Linked DNA regions of Homo sapiens: all the other regions are linked to region 1. The links are chromatin contacts, found by Hi-C or POLR2A ChIA-PET in ENCODE. All regions are on one chromosome and are shown on one strand. The core of a region is the stretch at or near the end of the contact, and the rest is flanking DNA. Distances in the headings are between cores, read along the strand shown. Region 1 holds the start of PDIK1L (PDLIM1 interacting kinase 1 like). Region 2 holds the start of NUDC (nuclear distribution C, dynein complex regulator). Region 3 holds the start of LDLRAP1 (low density lipoprotein receptor adaptor protein 1). Region 4 holds the start of GPN2 (GPN-loop GTPase 2).

Region 1 (4,914 bases), core at 2,361-4,860:
TATAGTCCCAGCTCCTCAGGAGGCTGAGGTGGGAGGATCCCTTGAGCCCAGGAGTTGGAAGTTAGTGAACTATGATCACCACTGCACTCAAGCCTGGGCGACAGAATGATATCTCTTTATTTTTTATTTTTTTGAGATGGAGAGTCTCGCTCTCTCGCCCAGGCTGGAGTGCAATGGCTCGATCTCAGCTCACTGCAAGCTCTGCCTCCCAGGTTCACGCCATTCTCCTGCCTCAGCCTCTCCAGTAGCTGGAACTACAGGCGCCCACCACCATGCCCAGCTAATTTTTTTGTATTTTTAGTAGAGACGGGGTTTCACCGTGTTAGCCAGGATGGTCTTGATCTCCTGACCTCATGATCCACCTGCCTCGGTCTCCCAAAGCGCTGGGATTACAGGCGTGAGCCACTGCACCCGGCCTGAACTCATCTCTTTAAAAAAGAAAAAAAATCAAAATACTTAAGAAGCCATTTGAAATTATTTTCTCTGTGTTACACCACCAATCTGACATTACAGATGGTTCGTTTCCATTTGTTTTTAATTTTTATGGAGTGCTTTATTTTATTGAACTTTGTCTTATAAATATGTGAAATGTTTACAAGAGTCCAAAATTGTACTATATAAAAGGTATATTCATAGAAGTCTCATTCCCATCTCTATCCCCTCCAACCCACATAGGCAACTATTTTTTTAGAAGTTTGGGATTTATTCTTCCATTGTTTACCTTTTAAATATAAGTACTTAATGTATATTTATCTCTCCATTACTCACATGTAATAGCATACTATAAACACTGTATGCACTTTGCTTATTTCACTTAATAATAAACAGATCACTTGATATTAGTATATGTTTATTAGTATATATAAGAAATCTTCCACATCTTTTTTTTTTTGAGATAGAGTCTTGCTCTGTTTTTTTTTTTTTTTTGAGACAGAGTCTTGCTCTGTCGCCCAAGCTGGAGTGCAGTGGCTTGACCTCGGCTCACTGCAACCTCCGCCTCCCAGGTTCAAGAGATTCTCCTGCCTCAGCCTCCCAAGTACCTGGGACTACAGGCAAGTGCCACCACACCCGCCTAATTTTTGTATTTTTAGTAGAGACAGGGTTTCACCATGTTGGCCAGGCTGGTCTCAAACTCCTGACCTCAAGTGATCTGCCCACCTCGGCCTCCCAAAGTGCTAGGATTACAGGTGTGAGCCACCATGCCAGGCCTCTTCCACATAGCTTTTCATGGCTGCATAGTACTTTATCCTGTGTATGTACTATAATTTATTCAACCAGTTCTTTATCATTAGACATGTGAGCAGTTTCCAATCTTTTGCTATTCATTAATGCCATAATGAACAGCCCTGTACATACAGGTTTGTTGTTTTGTGTGTGTGTGTTTGCCAGTATATTACTAGGATAGATTCCTCGAAATCTAGTATTTGATCTAGGGTTACTGGATCAAATAATATTGCTATATATTGCCAAATTTCCTTGTTAACTGTTATATCACTTTGTCTTCCCACCAGCTATGTATGAGAATGCTAGCCTTAGGTGTATTTTGATACCATATCAGATTGAGGAGGCTGCAGAGATGAATCACAGACAAGGTTCCTGCCCCTAGGAATTCTCAGTCCTCCAGGAGGCCTAAAGGCTAAAAAAAATGACATAATAAGCAGGAGGCAGATTTACCCTGAAACTAATGAATCTTAAGCTTCAGAGTCCTTTACTTATAGGGACCCTTTCCAGTGTTCCAGATATGTGTTCACAGGGCCATTTTATAACATTTTTCCTCAGGAGGACACCCCAAATTATTTAAGTTTCAGGTCCCACAAGATCTAAACCCCCCTCACAGACTTAACAGTGAGCCTAAACTGGGGGCGAGAGTGGATTTCAAATCTCATCTGCAGCTGACTTAAGAGCAAGGGTTCCTATGATATTTAATGACTGAGACAAAATGAAAACGCTACTTTGATCGAGAGAGAGGTCCCTCCCCTGATTGGGATCAATAACCCACACAGGTAGTTAGCTGTCTACGCAGAGCCTTCTATATTTTCCCTCTACTTTTGAGGGCGGGAAATAAGTCTTGGCTGACACCAGTGTTTCCAGCAAACAGCTGAAGACTTGACACTTGGATGGCACTCAGGACAAAAATCTGAACAGATTACAGAACCGTTGTTGTTTTTTTTTTTTAAGGGGAGGGTGTGTTACACCAGGAATGGGTATTCAAGGTAGACACATCCCAAAACAGACACTTCAGTGAGAAGAGGCAGAGGTGTTTCCTCACCTGTAAAAACAGGATAATAAAACCTACTCTTGTGGGGTTTGGTTAGGATTAAGCAAGATCATTTATATAAAGACCTAACCCAGTGCCAGACTCTCGGGAGAAGGGGCATAAAGGACAGAAAATAAAATGAGTTGATCTTTGAGCACAGCGACAGGGATTTTTTGTACATCGTGCCTTACAGAGCGAGCGCTGGGAGGAGGAATCATCACCCTGCTGAGAAGTAATGGGTGCAGAATAAATCGAGTAAGAAGGAATGGACTTTTCTGGCGGATGCTTACTGATCTAACAACTGGATGACTGAGGAATGCGGTCCTAAGTGACCCCGGGCTGGCTGTGGGGCCAACAGCGTGCGGGATCTGACTAACAGCGTGTGGCAGCCGAGCGACTGCAGCAGCGGCGGGGACCCCATTGACTGTCCAGCCCCGAGAGCGGCAGGAGCGCGGTGGATCCTGGCTCGGACCAAGGCCTCTCCCCTGCGCCGACTGCAGACCAACCCTCCACCAGGAGCCTCGCGGGGGGGCGCCGTGGGCACCGCAGCCAGGTGCAGGCGCCTCCGCGCCCTCACTCCCCACGCCGAGGAGGTGGCCCTGGCTCCCTGCGGCCGCAGCCGGGGAACAATGAGGCGCCGGCCTCTTTAAGGGAGATACCACCGCGCCGGCGGGGCAGGGGACGGCATCCTCCCAGATGATCGCACCCAGCCCCGCGCCGCCGCCGCCGCCGCCGTCTCCGCAACTGCACCGCCCGCAAACATGGCTCAGTGACTCGGAGAAAAGCTGCAGTCTCCCTCCCGGCGGGGCGGACGCCAGGCCTCCTTGGTCGGGCCGCACCTCCCCGCAGGCCCGCCAAAGAGCACCGCGCCCCGCAGGCACCCGAGACCCGCGCGGAAGATGCACCGGGCGTTCCACCCCAGCGAGCCCCGCACCCCAGCCCGCAGCTCGGTAGGTCGGAAGGGGGCGGGTAGAGGGAGGGGAGGCCGCGGCCGGGCGCGCGCAGCCCCAGGCCCGGACCTGCCGCTGCAGACGGTCCCCGGGGCCGCGGGCCCTGAGCGCCCGCTGCGGCTGGAGGGTGGCCGAGCCCCGGCGTGGCGTGGCCTCGCGGTTCCCGAGCCCGGCCACCCCTGCGGGGAGCAGCACCAGTGGTGCGCTCCGGAGCGCGCACACCTCCGACGACTCCCGGCTCTGCAAATCCTCGAGAGAGGGAGGAGGCGAGCGGAGCGCCGGCCGCGCGCCTCGTCGGTGGCGCGGAACGTCCCGGCTCGCGCTACGGAAAGCCGGAGGGGGGCGGGGCCGTCGGCGTAAGGGGGTGTGTCCGCGCGCACCACGGGGGCGCGCGCCGGCTGCTGACTGGAGGCGGCGGCAGCGGAGGCGCGAGCTGCCCGATAATGGCGGCCTGCAGAGCCCATGAGAGGGAGAAGCGGCAGCGTCTACCCTGAGGTAAATCTGGCCTTTCGGCGTGGCGGAGAGGTCTTGCTGCAGAGCCGATGGCCCTGCATGTGCCTCCCTCCCTGGGAGGCTTGTCACAGACGTGTCAGCGGAGTCATCCTGGGGAAGGCCCTGCGCTCCTCAGGCCACCGACCCCAGTCGCGGCCTCCTCTCATACCGGGGCCACCTCCCCCCGGCCCTCAGCCCCCAGCCCCGAGGAGTTGAGGCAACTGCAGGGCTGGCTCCTCAGAGCGAAGGGGCTCAGGAGGCTCCCCTCCGGGCTTCATCTGAGCACGGCCGAGGAGGGGGAGGGCCTGACACTTGGCCAATGAGCGCGGCCTGAGCCGCCGCGTCGGGCAACACCTCTGGCCGCGACTGGCCCTTCCCGGGCGCCGGCAGGTGTCTGGCCTGGCCGGCTCGCGTCCCAGCGCCTGGTTAGAGCAGCGGGAGCGAGGGCCCGCCACTTTCGGTCGAAAGTCACTTAGGTTCGCATCGGATGCATCATTGGATCCGGGATCCCACGGGTTTCATAAACACCTCTCTCCTCCCTATTCAGGAAGGTGCTCTTCCCCATGGGGACTGTACCAGGCTGGAGAGGACATGGCACTGCTTCAGAGACACGAACCACCTTGAGTGGATGTGATTGGCGATCCCCGTAGAGCAGGAAAGCTCGTCTGCTGTGCAGCCGGCGCAGAGGATTCTGTGGCAGGAAATTAGACACTAGGAAATTCAGTAGCGATTTGAAGGGTGGGTGTCCAGTTAGAGGAAGTGGGACTGAACACAATCTCAGAAGTCATTTCTTTTTATTAAATCTATCCTGTAGACTTAAAGCAGTGGATCCCAACTTCTCAGGCTCTAGGGTCAGTAGCCTTTTGCTTCCCCAGCTGTACAGAATAAATATTGTACAATCTCAGGTTACTTTTCTAGCCCGTGGTCACAATCTACAAATGAGAATTCGTTCATGAAGTTGGTTATAATCTAGAAATTCTTTGGGCGCTGAGGAAGCCCACTTTAGACTTTCTCCATTCAACACATGAGCATTTCTGTGCAGGGCCTTTGCCCTCGCCTTTAAACCGTTCAGTAAGTTGAATTCCCAAGAACTCTGTCAGAGAGCCCCTTGATATGCAGGATCTTTGTTGGCAAAAATGACCTAGAACTAAATAGATATTGTTTACTCCAGCTGTCTTATGACTAGGAAAAAGGAAACATAAAAATTTTAAAATA
Region 2 (5,299 bases), core at 1,676-4,175, 810 kb after region 1:
CACCTGCCTCAGCCTCCCAAAGTGATAAGATTACAGGCGTGAGCCACTGCACCCAGCCTAAGTGATTCTTCTACCTCAGCCTCCCGTGTAGCTGGGATTACAGGCGCACACCACCACACCCAACTAATCTTTGTATTTTTAGTAGAGATGGTGTTTCACCATGTTGGCCGGGCTGCTCTTGAACTCTGGGCCTCAAGTGATCCACTTGCCTCGGCCTCCTAAAGTGCTGGGATTACAGGCATGAAATACCACATCCAGCTACTTTTTTTTTTTTTCCTTTGTTTGAGACAGGGTCTGGCTTTGTCACCCACGCTGAAGTGCAGTGGCGTGATCACAGCTCACTGCAGCCTTGACCTCCCAGGCTCAAGTGATTCTCCCATCTCAGCCTTCTGAGTAGCTGGGATTACAGGCTCCCACTGCCATGCCCCGCTAATTTTTTTTTTTATACTTTGAGTTCTAGGGTACATGTGCACAACGTGCAGGTTTGTTACATATGTATACATGTGCCATGTTGGTGTGCTGCACCCATCAACTCGTTATTTAACTCCGCTAATTTTTAAATTGTTTTGTAGAGACAGGGTTTTGCTGTGTTGCTATGTTTTGCAAGTGTTGGGATTACAGGCATGAGCCTCCGCAGTCGGCCTGGATCTGCTTCTTGTTCCACACATAAACTTGTTTCTTTCACTGCTCACATACTTCCAGTTGTCCTGGGAATCATTTATATTGGGATAAGACTTCTGATCCTGTACAGCAAGGGTCATGAGGTACAGCAAATGGTAGGAATATTCCTGGAAGCCCTTTCCACACACCAGGACAGCTCACAATGACTTAACTATACACAAAAGTGACTGCCAGCCACCCAGCTATATCCCACCAAATCAATCCAAACTGAGTGTATTTCCAACTCAACTTCACCTTAGCTGGATCACCAAATCCTCATGGCATCTCTGATATCACCTGATTCAAGGGAAAGTGAGATAGAGTGGGAAGAAATAGTAGTCTTAACCAATTGCAATTTTAGAATTTTGCTTTTGCATGTTAAAAGAAAAAAAAATATGTATTTGACGCTATGAAGACATTGCTGGGGTTGCTCCCAGTGCCTAGGATGGGCCCGTGCAAGTGCAAGGCCCTGCCCTCAAGAGCCCTCAGTCTGAGGGAGAAGACACAGATCAACTCCAGGAATCTCTAATCTAAAGGGAGAAGTCTCTAGTCTGAAGTGGGGAACACGCAATTCCAACCAAAAGAGAAACCTAAAGGAAAAAAGGAAAGAAGAAGGCGTCAACTGTGTCAAATGCACCTGAGAAGTTGAGTAAGATAATAGTGGTTCATTGGCTTTGGCAATATGTAGCACTGTAACCATATCAGAGCCTTTAAAAAATAGACTAGAACAGGCCGGGCGCAGTGGCTCATGCCTGTAATCCTAGCGCGTTGCGAGGCCGAGGCAGGTGGATCACTTGAGGTCAGGAGTTTGAAACGAGCCTGGCCAACATGGTGAAAACCCCTCTACTAAAAATACAAAAAAAAATTAGTTAGGCGTAGTGGTGCCTGTAATCCCAGCTACTTGGGAGGCTGAGAATCACTTAAACCTGGGAGGCAGAGGTTGCAGTGAGCTGAGATCGTGTCACTGCACTCCAGCCTGGGCAACAGAGTGAGACTTGGTCTAAAAAAAAAAAGAAGAATAGATAGACTAGAATATACTGTAGAGAGATGGGAGGTGAGGGAGTAGAAAAACAAGCAAACAAGTTTGCTGCAAATGAGAGCTGAAAATTGGAGAGGTAGCAGCAGAAGAAAGTGGGGCCATGGAATAATAATATAAAAACAGGGCTGGGCATGGTGGCTCACACCTGTAATCCCAGCACTTTGAGAGGCTGAGGCAGGAGGAGTGCTTGAGACCAGGGTTTGAGACTTAGCCTGGGCAACACAGACTCCATCTCTACCAAAAAACAAAAAACAAAAAACAAAAAAAAAAAAACAGCAGGGCGTGGTGATGTGAGCCTGTAGTCCCAGCTACTCTGGAGGCTGAAGTGGGGAAGATGGCTTGAGTCCAGGAGTTCAAGGCTGCCGTAAGCCAAGATGGTGCCACTGCACTCCAGCTTGGGTGACAATGCAAGAACCCCATCTCTAAAAACAAACAAAAAGATATTAAAGCGTGTTTGTAAATTGAAGGGAAGAAGAAAGATATTTGTGATGCATAAGCTAAAAAAAGGGATAATTAACAGGGATAGAGTTCCTGAAAAGACTAAGATGATGAGATTCATTGCACAAGTGGAGGGATTAGCTTGGATGGCTGGGTCCTGTCCCCGCATTAACAGAAGTGAAGGTCAATTTCAGCACCTGTCATAATTTCCTGGGCCCAGTGCAAAATGAAAATGTGGGTCTCCTTATTCCAAAATTATTAAGAATTTCAAGACTATAACAGAAGGCCATGAAATCAAGCGTGGAGCCTTTCTAAGCCTGGGTGCTGTGCGACTGCAATTTGTACTCCCATGAAGCTGGCCCTAGTCAAGTACGCAGTGAGGTCGATGAGGAGGAGGCTGTCCTGTGGTAAGTCCCTTCTAGGATTGGAAGAGATGAGTAAGGCTACTTTCAGCTTCACTGCTCTACAAGCTGGGGGGGTCGCTAGCAAGGGAGAGGGGCAAAACTTGTCCCTTTTTAACTTCCAACCCTGCCAGATTTGAGTCCAGGGCTTTCTAGAAGTCTCCACGGCATCGGGTGACCATAGCAACTCATGCCAAACTCTCGGGCCCACGGCTCCGCCTACCGCTTCGTGGACGCGCTTGTTGATTGGCTCCGAATGTCGACCAATGGTCGGCGAAGCGGGTTGCTTGCCGCACGGTCAATGGCCGCAAACCGGGAGGAAGGCGGGAAGAGAGGAGGTGGAGGCGGGCCTGGGCAGCCGCGCGCGTGCGTGTTTCCGGCTCCGCTGCGGAAGGCGGACGACTAGAGTCGTTGGGCCCGGCGCGACCCGCAGGAGCGTAGAGAGCGCGGGACTAGAGTGCAGAGCTCCGGGACGTGGATCGGAGCCGGCGCGATGGGCGGAGAGCAGGAGGAGGAGCGGTTCGACGGCATGTTGCTGGCCATGGCTCAGCAGCACGAGGGCGGCGTGCAGGAGGTAACGGCCCGCGCGGCGTCGGCCCACCCGGCGGCCTTGGCCACGCTCCTTCCGCCCTTCTCTGCCTTCGAGGGCTGAGACCCACCCCAGCGGCTCGCGGGCTTCTGGGATGCCCCTACATTCTCACTGCGCCCAGCTTCCGGCCTGGCCACCCGCCAGCAGGTCTCACCCGGTTCGCATCAGTCCCGGGCCCCCGGCGCCCCTCAGTAGTAGCAAATTATCGCATCCCTGAGCTTAGGATCCCCCTTTAGTTTCACATATGCCCCCACCCCCGTTTCCACTTTGATGGCGGCTTCCAAGGAGCATCCCTTAGTAAGAACCGTCGCAAATATCGTGATTTGGATCCACCAAGGCTTGGGGCGAGCCGTCGAATGTGTGTGGTAGGGGAGCGGGCTGATGTTAGCACGTGGTCTTGTTAGGCCTTGAATGGGGGAATAGGAGGCCTGTGTTCACGATTAGTTTCCACCACCTACCAACTTGGAACCTTTACATCTCTCCAAGCCTGAGTTTCCTTATCTGTGAGACAGCTGCGAATACCGGTTTCCAGAGAGTAGTTAAGAACCGTAAGTTCTCAGTAATAAGGCTTTTTCATTCAACAAGTATTTGTCGTGTGATTGATGTGTGTCCCACACTCGACAATAAGGGCCAACTGTTACAGATTCTGGAGTTGGTTTTTTTGGAACAAACACAAAGTTAACGGTAGAAAAGTCTGTCAGGATCAGAACTCTCATTCTCAGAGCCAGAGAAGTGGCAAGGATTTGCCTAGATCATGCAACATGGTTCTCACCTAGACAGGTCAGTGTGCTTCCCAGAGTCCATGGCTGATTGTGTCTTACTGGAGGTAGGTTTCCATTGAACTTTCTATTCCTATGTAACCTAGGTGTCTGGTGACCAAGGACTTCTAAGCCCTTTGTGGTGGGGAGAGTGTTTCTCATTTGCAAGTGTGAAAAGCCTTCCTGTCTCCATTCCTCTAAACTGTTCGCACAAAACTGGATTTGGGAGCGAGTTCATTTTTGAGCAAATTGAAAAACTGTCTAGAAGCAAGAACGGAAACCATTGAGATATGTTCTAGCATCAGATTTAATCAGATTTAGACCCACTCTTGGGCAAATAAAGGGTTTGTGTGTGCTGACCTTGAGTCACCACTAGATTGTTTCATTCAGCAAGAATTTTACTGATTATGTACCTTTAGCCATATCTGGTGCCCAGCATTGCAGGTGGCAGACAGACTAAGCCATGGTTCATGGTTCCTATTTGTAAGGTGTTTACCCTCTGCCAGTGGGTCTCTTGCTCTGTGCCATACATTGCTAAAGGCCTCACCTCCTTGACCTCATGATCCTCACCAGGTCCCTAGAAATAGGTACTGCATCTTATTCCTGTTGTACAGAGTTAAGAAACTTCTGCAAAGTCAAAAGGTAATATATGTCCATCTGATACTCAAACCGTTGGCTACACTTGTACTCCAGCCAGAATTAATCCATCTTATCCTCCTTTGAAGTGGCTTCATTTGCTCTCCTCCTTCTTGCTTTGACCCGGTAACTTAGCCAGTGTCTTTTTTTTTGTTTAGACAAGAGTCTCTCACCCAGGCTGGAGTGCGGTGGCACGATCTTGGCTCACTGCAACCTCTGCTTCCCGGGTTCAAGTGATTCTCTGCCTCAGCCTCCCAAGTAGCTGGGATTACAGGTGCCCACCACCTGTAATCTAGCTAATTTTTGTGTTTTTAGTAGAGACGGGGTTTCACCATGTTGGCCAGGCTGGTCTTGAACTCCTGACCTCAAGTGACCCGCCCACCTGAGCCTCCTGAAGTACTGGGATTATAGGTGTGAGCCAGTGTCTTGATGGGCTTTTTACTTTCTGGAGAGGAAAGCTGGGCCCAGGCTTTTCATGCCCTGGATGCAGAGGAGTGTTCCATACGCTTAGGCTGCTTCTAGCATCACAAGGAAAGTGAAAGGCGCACACACACACAGGATATGAGAAATCTGCTTCATGGTGGAAGTGACTAAGAGAACCTGCTGGGGAGATAATCTCCTCAGTTGGGAAGCTCAGAGGAAAAATAGTCAAGTCCCAAGTTCCCTCCTAGACAAAACAAGTTGACTTGTGTGCAGTTGAAGGGCTCCCAAATGCAGCTCTACTACTTTAATCTTCTCCCCCTCTTTCAGCTTGTGAACACCTTCTTCAGCTTCCTTC
Region 3 (5,236 bases), core at 1,186-3,685, 570 kb before region 1:
GGCCCATATGGTGCCCCCTGCCAGCCGGACACCACCAGCTGCCCTTGGCCAGTCTGCCCTGGGTGATCACTTTTCCTCCCTGCTTCAGAATGCTCTCTCTACTATTCCAGAATCTAGCTGGCTTGGGATAAGTGAGCTGGGGGCACTCAGCCCTGTGGACCCATCTACCTATTGCCACAGCCCTTTTGCAGAAGGCAGCCTGGTTTGGTGAAAAGCTGGAGAAAGGGAGAAGGGGAGGAAAGGAGGGAGGAAGGACAGGAACACTGACTGTGTTCCAACTCCATTTGGACCCCTTACTAGGCATTTGGGATTCAGAAATGAATCAGAAAAACTTCCTGCTTTTGGAGGGTACAAAGTCTAATGGAGATGAGAGGAGTATAAACAGGCAGCAGTAGTGCTTGCAATCCTGAAAGTTCAGGACTGTGGGCGCCCACAAAGAGAAACTTAATCCATGGGTGGTAGTCAGGGAAGCCTTCCTGGAGGAGGCAACTTTAAAGGTGGGTTCTCAAGAACAGGATTCAGCCATTCCAACTCCTGTTATTTAGTCCTTAAGGACAGCCCTGTGAAATAGATATAGTTGTCCCTTTTACAGATGAGGCTCAGAAGGGTGAGTTCACAACCACCAGAAGGACAGCTGGGTTCTAACCCCTGGCATTATACTCTACCCCATTGCCTATGGGCCTGAGTCTGATCCCAGTCTCTGACTCTCGGAGACTATCAGTGAATGCTTCCCTCCCTGACCTAGGGCTGTCATCTGTAAAGTGGGTCCACCTAAGCAGTGTTGCTGGGGAAGCCAAGGACAGACTGGCTAACAAAGCACTTGGTTTATAAACAGGGGAATGTCAGTGAGGCCGCCCTATCCAGCTGGGGACAGCACAGCACTATCTTTCTCCCGACACAGAGAGGACTGCTGGCTTCTGAGCCAGGAGTAATTACAGAGGTTGAAGTTGGCCTTGCCTGAGGCACCCCCTTCTAAAAGAAGCCAGGCTGTGGCTTGGATGTGTGTGTCCTCCCTCTGGCTCCTTTTGGCACAGTTTGAAAGGAAGGCATGGCATCCTAGAGAGTTAGAACAAATCCTTCCAATCCTGGAGTTAGAACATCTGTGCCTGAGCAATTCTGGGGTTCAGACTGCCCTCCGAATGCTCCTAGGAAGCAGCTTGGGGTCAGGGTCAAGGTCATGCAGATTCTTGACCCTGGCAGGTTGGAAGGATCACTAGAGATAGCATTGACTCTCATTCACAGATAAACAAGACTCAGAGAGGGGAAGTACTTGCCTGAGGTCACACAGCAAGTCAGTGTCAGGGGCACGTTCCAGATCATACCATCTGTGAGGCTACCTGGGAAGTTGCGGGGGCATGGGGTGGCCCAGCATGCTCAGGTGGTGCCAGGGAGCAGCCTGGGAGCTACGAGGATGAGTAAAGTGCCTGGCTGGACTTGCTAAAGGCAAATTTTTATATACCGACCCTGCGCCTAACAAGGGTCTATACTGCAAGCTTGTCCAACCTGTGGCCCACTGGCCATGTGAGGTCCAGGACGGCTTTGAATGGAGCCCAACACAAATTGGTAAAGGTTCTTAAAACATTATGAGATTTTTTTGGGCAGGGTGTGGTGGCTCACAGCCATCCCAGCACTTTGGGAGGCTGAGGCGGGCAGATCACTTGAGGTCAGGAGTTCGAGACCAGCCTGGCCAACATGGTAAAACTCCATCTCTATTAATAATACAAAAATTAGCCAGGCATGGTGGTGCATGCCTGTAATCCCAGCTACTCGGGAGGCTGAGGCATGAGAATAGCTTGAACCCGGGAGGTAGAGGTTGCAGTGACCCGAGATCGCACCACTGCACTCCAACCTGGGCAACAGAGTGAAACTCTGTCTCAGGGGAAAAAAAACAATACAGAAAAACAAAAAACATGAGTGTGTGTGTATATATATATATTTCAGCTCATCAGCTGTCGTTAGTGTTAGTGTATTTCATGTGTGGCCCAAGACACTTCTTCTTCCAATGTGGCCTAAGGAAGCCAAAAGTTTGGATATCCCTGGCTTACAGCCTCCACTATTTCCTAAGTCTCCCACTGCCCTGGACATCGCATTGCTTTTGTCCCTGAACAAGATCTTTCACCACTGGAGGAGCCCTCAGTCTCCCCATCTGTAAAATGGTCACTGGAAATCCTAGGCCGCTGCTCTCAGGCCCTCAGGCCCCTACGGGGTGGGGATTGGGGAAAAGGAGGAAAGCGGGGGCGTCTAGGGCTTGCGATTTGCTATCTTCTGGCGCCTTCGGGCGGCCTCGGAAACTCTTGGTGCCTGGACCTGGAGCCTGGACAGGGACCGGGCGGGGCGAGACCGGCCGTCGGGGGCGCGGCCCGTCTGGGGGCGGGGCCTGTCCTCTCTCGCCCCGCCCCGTCGGACGCCGCGGCGGAGCTGGCGCTGGGAGGGGAGGAGCGCGCAGCCCGCGCGCCGCAGGGCCGGGCGGAAAGTTTTTCCTGACGGAGTTTTGGCTGCGGCAGCGGCGGCGGCGGCCGGAGCGGGCCATGGACGCGCTCAAGTCGGCGGGGCGGGCGCTGATCCGGAGCCCCAGCTTGGCCAAGCAGAGCTGGGGGGGCGGTGGCCGGCACCGCAGTGAGTGTGCGCGCGTCAGCCGGGCCGGGCCGGGATCGGGCAGAGGCGCGCGGGGCCTCCGCGGGCGCCCGGAGTGCGGCCAAGTTGGGCAGAGGCGGGGCCTCACCGGCGCTCCGGTCCCGGCGTGGCCCTTTCCCGGCCCTGCGGGGCAGGGGGTCGGCCGGGGTCAAGTTGTGCACCTACTCGCCGGCCGCTCGATGCCGCTGCGAGGAGGGGCAGCGCTGAGGAAGGAGCCCGAGCTCGGGGTCCTCAGGTGCAGCCGGCATGGGGTGGGGTGCAGGTTGGGAGAAGAGGCCCCCGCCACCCGCGGCACCTCCCGCCCTGCTGTCCTGGCCAGCTAGGGGGAGGCAGGCGCTCGTCGTCGGTGCCTAGGGGAGGAGGAGAGGGCGCAGGGGCTTGGGAAGACGCCCCCGTCCCGCACCCCTGCGCCCCAGCCAGCAGCTGCGGCGGTCAGGAGCCCACTGGCCCGTTCTCCCGCCCCCTGCCCGACCCACCGGGCCAACTTTTGACTCCGGGTGCCCAGACACCCATCCAGGTGTGAGCCCGGGGTCGCAGGTACGTACTTGAAATTGGGAACGAGGCCCCGCCTGGGGTGCCTCGGGAGAGCCCCACATCAGGCGATCTAGACCCTTACGTCCCTTCCTCTAGCCGGGTCCAGGTGGCAAGCCTGGCGTCCCGACTATTTTTGAAACCTGTTTTCTCTCGCACCTTTCCCCTCGGGCTTCCAGAGTCCCTTGGGTGCCCAGGCAAACGACAGACTCGCCGCCACCTCTCCCTGGGGCGTCTGGGAGGCTGGGAGGGGCCTCCCCCCCTTTCTCTCCCCCAGTCTCTGATTACGCTCAGGGAACTTGTCACCTGGCACCTTCCCCTGAAGCCAGAAGACCCAGCCTAGCGCAGGTCTCGTTGTTTGGGAGGGAGAAGAGAGTGGCTTGCCTGGGGTCACACACACCTTCCTGCTGGTTTTGGAGCCAGAGCCCAGGACTGCTGCACACTCCCACCTCCCTGCCACCTACTTCGGGCCACAGCTTCTCCCCTCATCAGGAAACAACTGACAGTACAGCACCCCCTCATCCCATCCCCTCTTGGCCTTACAGGGCTCTGCCAGGGGAGCCCGAGCTCCCTGGTCCAAGGAGTGCCAGCGTGTCTGGGCCTAGAGGGCCCGCCTCCCTCCTCCTCTGGCCCCACTCTGTTGTTCAGCTGTGGCCGCCTCCCAGCTGAGACTGGCATTGGCATTGGGAATGTGGGGTGGTGCCTGCTGGTGGGGGGTGGGGTCAGAGACCCATTAGGGCTGGGCCACTAGGCCAGGGGATGTACCGTTTATCACACTGATTGCATCCCAAAATAGACCCTTTAAAAACTGGCAAGATTTGACCAGGACTTCTGAGATGGCCATCTGTTCCAGTGGGAGAATCCTGCGGGTTTTCTCCAGGAATGAGGGAGGGAGGGTGGTGGGGCAGCCCCCAGGGAAGTGGTTTTGAAGGAAGGGGGGCTGGCAAGGGAAGGGAGGCTAGAAAGAAATATCTCTGAATCTGGGGACGTGGAAGAGGTAGCCGCTTTGGATGTGGAAGAGAATTTCTCTTGCCATCTTCAATCTTGAGCAAGTCACTTGTCCTTTCTGATCCTCGGTTTCCTCATCTGCAACATGGGGATAAAAACTCTTACCTGGCAGGAGTATCAAGGAGATTATTGGTAATAATGCTCCCTCCTAACTGGTGGCTTTCTTCTCCCCTGCTCCTCTTCCCCCTGCCTATCCTTGGGACGCTGCCAGCATGATTAGTACTGTGGTGAGATGGGTTTTGGGGGCCCCGAGCCTGTCTGCACCTTTGGAGGAAAGGAGAGGAGCACCTCTCCCCCTCCTCCAGGCCCTGGTAAGCCCAAAGTGCTGTCCTGGAGCCTCTGGATCTGAAGGAGGGCAGGCCGAGCCCCACCTGTCCCTCGTGATGAAGTCTCAATTTCCTCACCTGTAAATTGCAAATAACAGTAGTACCTGCCTCCAGCTGTTTGTGGGGATCAAGTGGAATTGCGTTTGCCTGGCATAGAGGAGGAGTTTGGTAAATGGTAACTGCTGCTTTTGTAACTGTTTTACAACCTGTTTTTGCTTCCATTCTCTCATTGACTCCTGTGAGGTGACAGAGCAGACCCATTTTAGAGACAAAGGAACTGAGACTCTGAGCATTGGAGTCATTGGCTCCAGACACAGAGCATCTAAGAGGCAGAGCTCCACATTCCTAGCGCAGGGGTCTTACCAGTGTGCTTGGTGAACTCTGCCATGGGAGGAGCTGGGAGCAGGCCCCACCTACCCCACGCTGGGCTGGCAGCCTCTGACAGCAGTGGCCACAGGTTAGAGCAGGGGCCATGGGGTATGTGGGGGTGGGGGTGCTAGGGTCACCTTGCTCAGGGTTGTGACCCAGCCTGGCCTTGGACCTGGTCCCTGTGGTTGAGTTTTGAGGCCAAACTGAAGCCAGTGGAGTTAAAGTTAGACTCGAACCCTGCTCTCAGTTGTGACCTGCTCCTCCTCCTCAAGGTCCTCACTAGGATTAGCATGAGCATTGCTTATTTGTGGAGAAAGAAGCCCAGAGAAGGGCAGCACCTTGCCTGAGGTCACACAGCAAAGCCAGCA
Region 4 (4,905 bases), core at 1,073-3,572, 780 kb after region 1:
CGATTCTCCTGCCTCAGCCTCCCGAGTAGCTGGGATTACAGGCATGCACCACCATGCCTGGCTACTTTTTTGTATTTTTAGTAGAGATGTGGTTTCTCCATGTTGGTCAAGCTGGTCTCGAACTCCTGACCTCAGGTGATCTGCCCACCTCGGCCTCCCAAAGTGCTGGGATTACAGGCGTGAGCCACCACGCCCAGCCGAGAGTACTAATTTATCAAGAAAAAAAAGCTGGCCACTGGGACTCTAGCCAACTCCCCTGCCTCATACCAGCCTGCTTCTACCTCAATCTTCCCTATTTTGTCCCTGGCCTCCCACCCCTTCTCTGTCTCTGTGCCAGGTGAGAATATAGCCTCCTTCTGTGAGGACAGAAGGAGGCTGTCTAGGAGCCAGGAAGCAGACTCTCACCAGACACCAGATCGGCTTGTGTCTTGATCTTGGACTTACCAGCCTCCAGAACTGTGAGAAATAAATATTTATTGGCTAAGCCATCTGGTCTATGGTATTTTTGTGATGGCAGCACAAACTGACTAAGACAAGGCCTTTATTCCTACTAGTGCCTCTGCATAGAACAGTCCTCCCTTGGCTGGCTCCTTCTCACCATTCATGTCTCAGCTCAGATGCCACTGCTTCAGAGCAGAAGTGAGAAACTGAGGTCCAGAGAGATGAACTGACTTACCCAGACCACACGATGATTCAGTGGCAGATCCAGAATTTAAACTCATGCCTGTTTTACTCCAAAGCTCACTCACTTCACTCCCAAATATTCACTGTCGTATCACTTTAATTCCTTTGTAACACCTAACACCATCTGTAGCTCTCTTGTCTCCAAAATCTACAACGGTAACTAGCACAGAGTGGCACAAAATAAATGGGCAGGAGTTAGAACCTGCCTGTGGCTACTATCACCAGACCACGCAAGGCACCAGAGGCAGCTACCTTCAGCTGAGATGTCTGCTTCATTCTAGCCCAGCTGCTGCCCTGCTCTTCGCCTGGAACAGAAGCTCTTACCCAGCTTCCCATAATGCTCAATGAGGTCCATCTTGGAAAGGAGGTTGATGTGGGGCAGTTCCACGTGCAGCATGGTGGCCAGGGAGGTACACAGTACTGAAATGAACTTGGCAGGGTCTGTGCAGTAGTGAGAATCCACGAGGTGGACGGCAGTCAGCTGGGAGGGAATAGACAGGGTGAGAGTGGCCTGGAGAAACAGGGATCAGCATTCCCTCATGAGAATGAGGGCTTGAGGACAGAGGGGAAGCTTTCCCCATTAGTCTCCTGCCTCTGTTTCTTTCTAATAACCACCCTGGTTTCCTTCTCCCAGGAAATAGGAGTCATTTTTTTTTTCTTACAAGAGGTCTTGCACTGAGCCTCCCAGTGGGCAAGGGGTTTAAATCCCATGGCATCTGACTCCACTCTTTCATTTACTTTTGCCCACCAATTTACAACAATCTCCATGCCACTTTCGACATTAACCCCTTCCATACTTCCAAAATCGCCAAGTTGGCTACTAACACATTTTACACGTGAGGAAACTGAGGTTCAGAGTGATGAACTGACTTATCAACACCACACAGCCAGTCAGTAGCAGAGCCAGATTCTGAACTCATGCCTGTTTTACTCCAAAGCGACCCAGCCCCTACCTCCCTGTGTGACATGGGGGCGTGGCGTCTGTCCTCCCTGTCTCAGTTACTCCATCCGCAAAATGGGCCTCCCCGCCCTGAGACGCACCCTGAGGTCCCACTGCGCCATTTGGGAGAAGATGCTGCGCAAGGCGCCGTGATGCGTGCAGAGCTCCACCTGGCCTGGGCAGTCGAAGAGGAAGTAGTGGCCGCGGAGGGGGTCGAGCTTGGCACGCAGCCAGTCCAGGTTGGCTTCCAGGTACTCCATGCAGTAGAGCAGGCCGCCGTTGGGCCCCAGGCGCAGCGCGTCCATCACGTCGCCCAGCCCCACCAGCTCGCCCACGTCCACGGCACACTCGTACGGCAGCCCCTCGTTGGCCGGGTCCAGGTTCACCACCGCCACGCGCCGGCCCAGCGCGCGCAGGAACTCACTCATGCCCAGGCAGTACGTGGTCTTCCCTGAGCCCGGCGGGCCGATCACCGCCTGCCCGAAGGCCGTGGTCGGAGCGGCCCCTGCCATTGGCGGCCCGCGGCCCGGAGCAGGTCAACTCACAGGGAAAACGGGGCAGGTAGCCGCGCCGGAGACGAGACTGAGGGCGAGGGTCCCAGTACGTATACCTCGTTGGCGGCCAGCGTCACTCGCCTCAGGCGGAACAGCTGAGACCGTGTCGCGCAAAAGGAGATAACAGGCCGATACTAACTAGACTAACTCGACTTCCGGACAGCGTCGGAAACGGCGAGCCAACGAGAGGAAGTCCCGCCCTCACGGCGGGGACGAAGCTAGACGCCGAGGGGCGGGCGGCGCAGCCGCATTTCTCTCGCGGGTAGTGGGTCGAATGTGGGGTCTTTGCGGGAAAATCGCTCTCGGAATTTCTCTAACCTTCAGACTCGAATTAGAAAAGTAAGGGAGCTCCAGTAGTAAACGTCTTTATTCTTCCGTGACGTCGCACACCCAAGCCACCTCCCGCGGACTCTCCGCTGGCAGTCCCACCCAGTGAGGGTAGAGGCGGTGGAGGGCCCACCCAAGGCCGGCTCTTCCAAGCACCACAAATCCTCTCCTCGCCCAGGTCCCTTTCCCCCTTTCTGGCCTTCGTGGGGACACCTTCAGAGTCCCCAAGGAAGGCTGTGCTGATAGCCTCACTCAACCCAGCTTTTCAAAGTTCTGCAGGAGGCAAAGGGCAAGCCCAGAGATTAGGGTTAGAGACCAAAGACAAGCGGTCGTTACCCCTAATATCCAAGGGGAGGGGACGGGAGGGGGCTTTTTGTAAAAATGCCCCTGAGGTATAGAACCGGCAGGCAGGCAGGCTCGGAACAAAACACCCTGAACCAGCCACGAAGACTGCTGCTCCCAGACTCCTTTCTGCTTCAGTGGTAGATGAGGCCAGGGCAGAGGGTTTTCATCATGTAGCTATGAAAGGAAGCCCCCAACCCGGTCAGTCAGGCAATGAGGGGCTGTCTGAAGCACAACTGGAACCCCTCACAAAGGCCATGTCTGTCCGAAACTTCATGCTGGTGGGTGGCTGGCGGCGGAGCAGTGACTCCGTCTGGTCTTGGGGTAGAGGCTCATCATAGATGGTGGAGATGAGCCCCAAGCCATTTCTACGGGGCCTCTTCAGTTGCCCAAATGGCTGTAGCTTCTCTCCATGGTACCTGGATAAAAACGGGCTCTCAGTGAGAAGGCTGCTCTCAAACTCCAGTTAAAGGGGTTGGGAGAGGACGGGGAAGTAGTTACTACATATCTGGTTTGTCCAAAGACAGAGGCTTTAAATCTGGGTCTTTGTTCTCCAGCCCTCTTATCTATCCATTGACAGTGCCAGCAAGAAGGGGCCTCATATAAAATTTTCATTCTGTCACTACAGACTTCCTAATAGTAACCATCAAGTCCAAACTCCTCCAACAAAGGGTATGAATGATCTTGTTAAGCCTTAGGGCTTACTCTTTAAAAAAAAAAAAAAAGTCAGATTTACTTTATTTATTTATTTATTTCTGAGATGGGGTCTCACTATGTCACCCAGGCTGGATTGTAATGGCGTGATCTCGGCTCACTGCAACCTCCACCTCCTGGGTTCAAGCGATTCTCCTGCCTCAGCCTCCAGAGTAGCTGGGACTACAGGCGCATGCCACCATGCCCAGCTAATTTTTTTTTTTTGTGACAGAGTCTTGCTCTGTCACCCAGGCTAGAGTGCAGTGGCGCCATCTTGGCTCACTGCAACCTCTGCCTCCTGGGTTCAAGCGATTTTCCTGCCTCAGCCTCCTGAGTAGCTGGGATTACAGGCACCCACTACCGTGCCCAGCTAATTTTTTGTATTTTTAGTAGACACAGGGTTTCACCATCTTGATCAGGCTGGTCTGAAACTCCTGACCTCGTGATCCACCCGCCTCAGCCTCCCAAAGTGCTAGGATTACAGGCATGAGCCACTGCGCCCGGCTAATTTTTGTATTTTTAGTAGAGACGGGGATTTCACCATGTTGGCCAGGCTGGTCTCTAACTCCTGACCTCAAATGATCTGCCCACCTGGGCCTCCCAAAGTGTTGGGATTACAGGCGTGAGCTACCACGCCCGGACTTTTTATTTTTCTAACAGAGACAGTCTCATATGTTGCCCGGCTGGTTTCAAACTGGGCTCAAGGAATCCTACCACTTCAGCCTCCCAAAGCGCTAGGATTACAGGCTTGAGCCACCGTGCCTGGCCCAGATCCACTTTTTCCTCTTAACTGTTTTGAATTTCATCCCGCACGAGTACCCAGCAGCCATGCCAAAACCAGTGGGAAGAGGGAAACCAGGGCATAGCTGAAAGGCTTGGGCCCCCAGGGAAGTCCCTCAGTCACACTTACCCCAATCCACGCTTGCATCTGGGGTGTTGGCCATCACTATCCAGGGCCTCAGGCACCCCTGAGCACCTGCAGCCCAGGCCCTGGCCCTCAGCCCAGCCCTGCCGCTCCATCACCTTCCGCCCAATGCCCTGCAGAGTGAAGGGACAAGACTCAAGAAATGGGGCTCCTGCTGGGAGCAGGGAGAATGGGGATGGGAGAAGGAATTAAAGTAGAGAAGGAAAAGAGAGGGGTCCATGGGGTGGGCACAGTGCTAACTCACCTTGGTGTGGCGCTCAAAGGTGCCCACCTGGCGTTCGATCACAGAGCCATCTTCCTGTCCATCTCGGAGTCTCTGTTCCAGACGCATTTGGACAGAGTCTCGGGCATCCTTGTCTCCACCATCTGAGGAAACAGAGCTCAGTTTATGGAAGCGTCCCTCTCAAAGAAGGGGGAAGAATCAGGTTTCTAGGACCCCC

What was found. A loop is a pair of places that touch in the nucleus more often than their neighbours do. ChIA-PET counts read pairs that join two places held with the same protein, here RNA polymerase II (POLR2A). Pooled maps may share reads with other maps.
Region 2: a pooled map shows a loop between it and region 1 (8-fold over the local background). The contact joins the promoter of NUDC here to the promoter of PDIK1L in region 1. A Hi-C loop is called at or near these places in 6 of 50 pooled maps. POLR2A ChIA-PET finds 5 or more read pairs at or near these places in 2 of 52 experiments (K562 and activated T-cell).
Region 3: a loop to region 1 is called in a pooled map, with 6 times the contacts of the local background. The contact joins the promoter of LDLRAP1 here to the promoter of PDIK1L in region 1. A Hi-C loop is called at or near these places in 3 of 37 single-sample maps with no recorded cell type and 8 of 50 pooled maps. POLR2A ChIA-PET finds 5 or more read pairs at or near these places in 2 of 52 experiments (WTC11 and activated naive CD4-positive, alpha-beta T cell).
Region 4: a pooled map shows a loop between it and region 1 (10-fold over the local background). The contact joins the promoter of GPN2 here to the promoter of PDIK1L in region 1. A Hi-C loop is called at or near these places in 5 of 50 pooled maps. POLR2A ChIA-PET finds 5 or more read pairs at or near these places in 2 of 52 experiments (PC-9 and activated CD4-positive, alpha-beta T cell).

What each region holds. Positions count from the first base shown.
Region 1 is chr1:26,108,214-26,113,127 of GRCh38, forward strand. It overlaps PDIK1L (PDLIM1 interacting kinase 1 like), which reads left to right and starts at 3,611. Exons shown (of 3, transcript NM_152835.5): 1 at 3,611-3,702. RefSeq lists silencers at 2,625-2,904, 2,965-3,604 and enhancers at 3,655-3,884, 4,265-4,374.
Region 2 is chr1:26,918,818-26,924,116 of GRCh38, forward strand. NUDC (nuclear distribution C, dynein complex regulator) reads left to right here and starts at 2,926. Exons shown (of 9, transcript NM_006600.4): 1 at 2,926-3,112; 2 at 5,272-5,299. The coding sequence starts at 3,032. RefSeq lists a silencer at 2,673-2,822 and enhancers at 2,953-3,072, 3,193-3,734.
Region 3 is chr1:25,541,171-25,546,406 of GRCh38, forward strand. It overlaps LDLRAP1 (low density lipoprotein receptor adaptor protein 1), which reads left to right and starts at 2,436. Exons shown (of 9, transcript NM_015627.3): 1 at 2,436-2,616. The coding sequence starts at 2,529. RefSeq lists an enhancer at 2,106-2,165 and silencers at 2,266-2,725, 2,756-2,935.
Region 4 is chr1:26,887,961-26,892,865 of GRCh38, forward strand. GPN2 (GPN-loop GTPase 2) reads right to left here and starts at 2,323. Exons shown (of 5, transcript NM_018066.4): 1 at 1,726-2,323; 2 at 1,009-1,165. The coding sequence starts at 2,136. It overlaps GPATCH3 (G-patch domain containing 3), which reads right to left. Exons shown (of 7, transcript NM_022078.3): 5 at 4,710-4,831; 6 at 4,451-4,578; 7 at 2,528-3,266. The coding sequence ends at 3,050. RefSeq lists enhancers at 1,484-2,361, 1,717-1,886, 2,397-2,666.